Linked DNA regions of Homo sapiens: region 1 is linked to region 2. Evidence: chromatin loops called from intact Hi-C (ENCODE). Cell type or tissue: GM12878. All regions are shown on one strand. Each heading gives the region's core, and the rest is flanking DNA. Links, peaks and the distances in the headings are about the cores only.

Region 1 (2,924 bases), core at 261-2,760, 85 kb before region 2:
CGGCGTGGTGGCGGGCGCCTGTAATCCCAGCTACTTTGGAGGCTGAAGCAGGAGAATCGCTTGAACCTGGGAGGCAGAGGTTTCAGTGAGCCGAGACCGCGCCACTGCACTCTAGCCTGGGCAACAGAGCGTGACTACATCTCAAAAAAAAATAGTTTTTTTTTTGTTGTTACTATAATCTCTGTGGTATTGTTGCTTTACTTTGGAGTATGATTATAGAAGTTCAAAAAAACTTTCCATTAAATTTTGATAACAGTTTTGATCACATTCACATAAAAATTTTGATAATGAAATGAAATATTTAGCTTTTAGCATGATTTTGAAATCATTTTATCATGGATTTTGGCTACTGGCCGTGCACACACCTACAGTTTTCAGGTTGGGGTTGCTTCATAGAGAATGTGGAAGAGATTATTTCTTACCTGAAAGTTGTACATGATTCATACCAACTAACCTGGCTTGGTCTGGCTTGTTAGTCCAGTATTTTTAGGCATCACATTCCTCTTTGCTTTTAAATGTAATAAAGAAATAAAACAAAGGTCACTAGTTAAAACCGTTAGAGATTTGATACGGAATGTGGTTGTCCAAAATTATACCGCATGTTTATCTTACAGTATATTAAAATTCATTGTAGTAATGAGGTGTTTTCCCTAAAATAAGGTAGAATCATAAATCCTAGACCTGAAGGAATGATTCCATTAGAAGTTCTGGATCCCAGCTACTCTGGAGGCTGAGGCAAGAGAATCACTTGAACCCAGGAGGTGGAGGTTGCAGTGAGCCGAGATCACACCATTGCACTCCAGCCTGGGCAATAAGAGTGAAACTCTGTCTCAAAAAAAAAGTTCTGTATCATAATGAGCTGATAAAGTTTGGAGATAAGACTGTTAATACTACAGTTCTATCATTGTAGAGTATGGACATTGAACTACAGTACTTTACTAAATACTAAATACAGTACTGTTGTGCTGTGAATTGCTGGTTGAAGGGAATGGGTAGAACAAACCTGAGTATTTTCTTAGTACCTGGACTAAAGATTGCTTAAAGACTTAACCAGAGAAGACTCACACATTGTCTAGTAAATGAATGTGTCTGGACTGTGCCAGATTGTTTATCTATTTCTGTAGTCTTTCAATGATAGTTTTTCCAGTTTGAATCCATTTTAACCCATATTTCTTTCATCATTGATCATATAAATTTATTGGCTGTGGTTTCTGAATATCCCTAAGGTAATTGTTGCTCAACACATCTGTTTTACTAAAAATAGCTCAAACAGTTGCCTAGGGTAAGTTTGCAGTAGTTTAGGGAGTAGAGTGTACCAGAGACATGTATTTTTTTTTTCTCCTAAATTTGTGTTACTGTCCTATGGCATTTGGAATTGCTTCACAACCAGGATGGAATAATGCAAATAAGGTGAAATTTTAGCCATTAGTCAGCCAAGGTGAACAATTTAACCAGTTGTTTGGTCGTTACTAGACAAATGTTGTAATTTGTTGAATTAAATATTTGACATAAGTGGTCCACTGACAAAGTTTGAAATCTTGTTGATAGAGGTTTGTTTATAAGCAGATTTATTTCTCAGGGTAATATGATATTACTAGTAGTTTACAGAAAGAAGTAAACAGAACTTCCTGTTACAGTGCTTTGTATGGTGGAGAAGGGACTTGCTTTTTCAAACTTTACCTTCACTTCAGCTTATAGTACAGACAGATCACTTTAGATTGTTTTAAAAATGTAACATTTCTATAGTGTGAATGAGAATTTGACCTGGTACAGTATTTATTAGTATACTTCCGTAATTATTTTTGTCCTACAGTTCCTTTCAGATTTGTCATTTTCGTGGTATCATGTCACTGCTCTAGCATTACTTTTTACCAATTTCACGGCTCCCTGCTAGTTGTTTAATGATTTTTTAAAGTTGATAAAAGTCTTGTAAGTAATGATCTTTATCTTATTGTCAAGAAGTTTATAATCTATGATAAGAACTGACATAAAAAATGACTTCCTTGAAGTAGACTGGATTTAAGGAGCCTGAAGTAAAAACTTCCGAAATACAAAGATAGGAGAAGTCAATAAAGACTGAAATGGTTAAAGAAGTAAGTGAAAGGATGAGGTGGGGTTGGTGGGGTGGTTGGTGGTGGCGGTGGTAATGGTAATCCAGACATTTGCCAGGAGGAACAGCATAATTGGTGTTGAAGTATTTTAGGGGACAGTAGAATGTCAGCTTAGCTAAAGAAGAGAGTTTATGAATAGAATTAATGCTGGATACACATGGTGTGGGGTCAGACAAAAGAGGAAAAGATCACTAAGCACAGTTCTCAGGAGAGTAACAAAATTATCTGTGTAACAATGGCATGTTGGTTATTGTAAATATCAGAAGCAGCTAATTGATTGGGTCTTCACTAGAACCTTTTAGAGATTCATTGTAGCATAATGGTTAAGAGCATGAATTTTGACATCAGTTCAAGCAAACTTAGTTTCAAATTTTACCTTTAGCATTTGTTAGCTAGTTCACATTGGGAAAGTCTCAGCTGCTCTGAATAAATGGTTTCCTCAACTGTAAATACTGTCTACCTCAGGGTTGTTAGAAAGATTAAATGAAATGATACAGTAAAGAGTTTATAGTACAGAAACTGCTCAATAAGAGACATATTGTAAATTTCCCTTTTCATAAATGGTATCTTAAACCTTTTTCGTGGATATTTGAAACTCCTTTCTCTTCCTACCATTCACACACTCATTGACTATTTCTCTGCCACCATCTGCTGCTTACTTCTAACAATCTTTCTTACTAGTCTTCCCTAGAACTCTTAGCATTTTTTTCTCCAGCTGGTGCTAAACAAACTTTTTCAACTCTCAATATAACCCATAGACAGTGTATAATAGAACACGTTTTTGTAGTAGTGTTTTTTTCTTCTCCCAGTTTT
Region 2 (2,924 bases), core at 132-2,631:
CACTGCTAAGTAATTGAGATGTAGCTGATGTATATTAGTTTACCAAGGAAACTTTCTCACATTTTATATAAGTATAGTCATTGACTGTTTTAGCATTTATGGCACTCTTCCATACAAATACTACTTAGGTGATAATAATTGCTTAGCTTTTAGGATGTGTCAGATTCAGGGTCAGATTTATCATTATTAGATCTCAAATGGCATTTATGATACAGTAGTAAAATACAAATGTCATAATAATAAATACCTTTTTCTCTATGATAATTTCCTGGAAAAAATGTATTTACATTAAGTGGTTATATTTTCCCATGGACTTATGATTATTTCAGAGATGTCATATTATTTATGTTTCATGTTTAATCTGGGATTCACCCTATACACCATTTCTTTGACTTCTAGACTCTTAGCAGAAAATAGCTAATCTGTATTCAAATGTAAATGCTCTCAAAAGAAGAGCCTATTTAAGAGACTAGTATTATAAATCTTTTTGTACATAGGAATAATCCTTTGATAATACAAAGTAGATTCCCTTGAAGATCTTTATTCACATATTGAATTTATCCAATGTCAGTTTTTATAAAGTTAACCTAGGTAGTGTAGTCATTTTTGTAAATTGAGATATAATTTGCATATAGTGAAATTTACCTTATTTAATGTATAATTCTGTGAGTTTCAACAAATGCATAGTTAGGTAACAACATAATCAAAATGTAGAACAATTCCATCACTCCGAAAAAATTCCCTCTTGCAGTTTTTTTTTTTGTTTTTTGTTTTTTGTTTTTTTGAGACAGAGTCTTGCTCTTGTTGCCCAGGCTAGAGCTCAGTGGCGCGATCTTGGCTCACTGCAACCTCTGCCTTCCGGGTTCAAGCGATTCTCCTGCCTCAGCCTCCCGAGTAGCTGCGGATTACAGGCATGCACCACCACGCCTGTCTAATTTTGTATTTTTAGTAGAGATGGGGTTTTTCCACGTTGGTCAGGCTGGTCTCGAACTCCTGACTTCAGGTAATCTGTCTGCCTTGGCCTCCCAAAGTGCTGGGATTACAGGCATGAGCCACCATGCTCGGCATCCTCTTGCACTTTTATAGTCAGCCTCTTCCCACCCAAAGTTCCTGCAACTAATCTGCTTTTTTGTCCCTATAGTTCCTCTTTTATGAGTATGCTGTAAATTTGGACTCACACAGTATGTACCCTTTAAGTCTGGCTTTTCTTAATGTATTTGAGATTCATTCCTATTGTTGTATTTATCAGTTGATTCTTTTTTTATTGCTGGGTAGTTGTATGAATATTTTTTTCATTTTTTAAATCCGTACATTCACCAGCTGAAGTACATTTTGGTTTTTTCCACTTTGGGGCAATAATAGATAAAGCTATCATAAACATTCATATACATGGTTTTATGTGAACAAAGATTTTTATTTCTGTTAAGTAAATACTGAATGGTGGGATTGCCTGGTGATACTATAATGTATGATTAAATTTAAGAAACTGCCAGACTATTCTCTAAATTGGTTGTTCCATTTTCATTTCCCAGTGCAGGGTTATGTGAGTTTCATTTCCTCTGCTTCCTCACTAGTGCTTGTTACTGTCAGTTTTGTTTTTAGACCATTCTAGTAAGTGTACAGTGGTGTCTCATGGTGGTTTTACTTTGTACTTTCTTAATGACTAAACATTGGGCATCTTTTTATATCTTCATTTGCCATCTGTATATCTACTTTGGTTAAATATGTGTTCAAATATTCTGTCTATTTAGCTGCTTTTTTTCTTACTGAGTTTTGAGTGTTTTTTGCCAATTTCTGATAATGTCTTTTATCTGATAATGTGTTTTACAAATACATTTTCCTTTCCTGTAGCTTCTCTTTTCAAAGAGCATTTTTTTTTCATTTTTCCATTTTTTAAAAGACAGTATCTTGCTCTGTTGCCCAGGTTAGAGTGCAGTGGCACAGTCATAGCTCACTGTAATCTCAAACTCCTGGGTTCAAGTGATCCCCCCACCACACCCTCCTGAGTAGCTAGTACTGTAGATGGACACCACCATGCCCAGCTGATTTTTTAATTTTTTGTGGAGATGGGGTCTTGCTGTGTTGCTCAGGCTGGTCTCGAACTCCTAAGCTCAGGCAATCTTCCTGCCTTGGCCTCCCAAAGTGTTGGGATTGTAGGCATGAGCCAACCCACCTGGCTGGTTTTTTCCATTTTGATGAGGTCCAGTTGATCAGTTTCTCTTTTATGGATGGTATTTTCATAGTATCTACAAAATTGTTGCCTAGCCCAAGATCACTCAGATTTTCTCCTCATTTTCTTCTAGAACCATTATAGTTTGAGGTCCTACATTTGGGTATGCAATGTAGTTCATCTTTGTATGTAGTGCATAGTATGGAGCGAGGTTCAATTTTTTGCATATGGGCATTTGGCTGTTCCAGTACTATTTGTTGAAAATACTACTTTTTAATGTTTTTCTTTTGAAAATGTAATACATAAACAGAAAAATTCAAAAGTATAAAAAGTTCACGGTGAAAATTCAGTATCTCACATTTTTCCCCCAGTTCCTTTTTTCCAGATGCAATCATTGTTACCCCAAAGAGATTCCATGCTTACACTTGTGTCCCTGCTGCTACTTTTTTGGGAACAGTGGTCTTTTAGTAGGCTCAAAGTGACCTTGTTAAAAAGTTAGGTTGGTTTACATATCCACACTTCCCCCTCTGTCTCACTGCCTTCATCTCGTATGGCTCTCCTAGTTCCTCTCTAGCCATCCTGCCCTCTTTGCTTCTTTCACACACACCAAGTATGTTTCCCCCCTCCCCCAGGGTTTTTGTGCTTCTTAATCTTTTTTGCTTGGAATCGTTTTTCTGTCAGGTATCTGTAAGACTTGCTTCTTTACACTTTTTTAGGCTTCATTCAAATTTCACCTTCTTGGTGAGGTCTAGTT

Evidence for each region. Peaks named below come from ENCODE experiments on the same cell type or tissue, not always from the same donor. Only the 100,000 strongest peaks of a DNase experiment are listed, where the experiment ranks them.
Region 1: it touches region 2 in a loop (5-fold over the local background); 6 of 110 quality-filtered maps call a loop at or near these places.

The regions. Positions count from the first base shown.
Region 1 is chr10:63,257,827-63,260,750 of GRCh38, reverse strand. All of the region lies in intron 3 of JMJD1C (jumonji domain containing 1C), which reads left to right. LOC124900287 (a long non-coding RNA gene) reads left to right here. Exons shown (of 2, transcript XR_007062158.1): 1 at 1-2,093. Among named protein-coding and RNA genes, the nearest start is that of MIR1296, 110 kb to the left of the region's middle. In GM12878, for the core only: no CTCF peak of the experiment used is centred there; no DNase peak of the experiment used is centred there; H3K4me3 peaks cover 2,312 bases; H3K27ac peaks cover 2,164 bases.
Region 2 is chr10:63,172,695-63,175,618 of GRCh38, reverse strand. All of the region lies in intron 24 of JMJD1C (jumonji domain containing 1C), which reads left to right. Among named protein-coding and RNA genes, the nearest start is that of NRBF2, 41 kb to the right of the region's middle. In GM12878, for the core only: no CTCF peak of the experiment used is centred there; a DNase peak (open chromatin) is centred at 1,598; H3K27ac peaks cover 1,035 bases.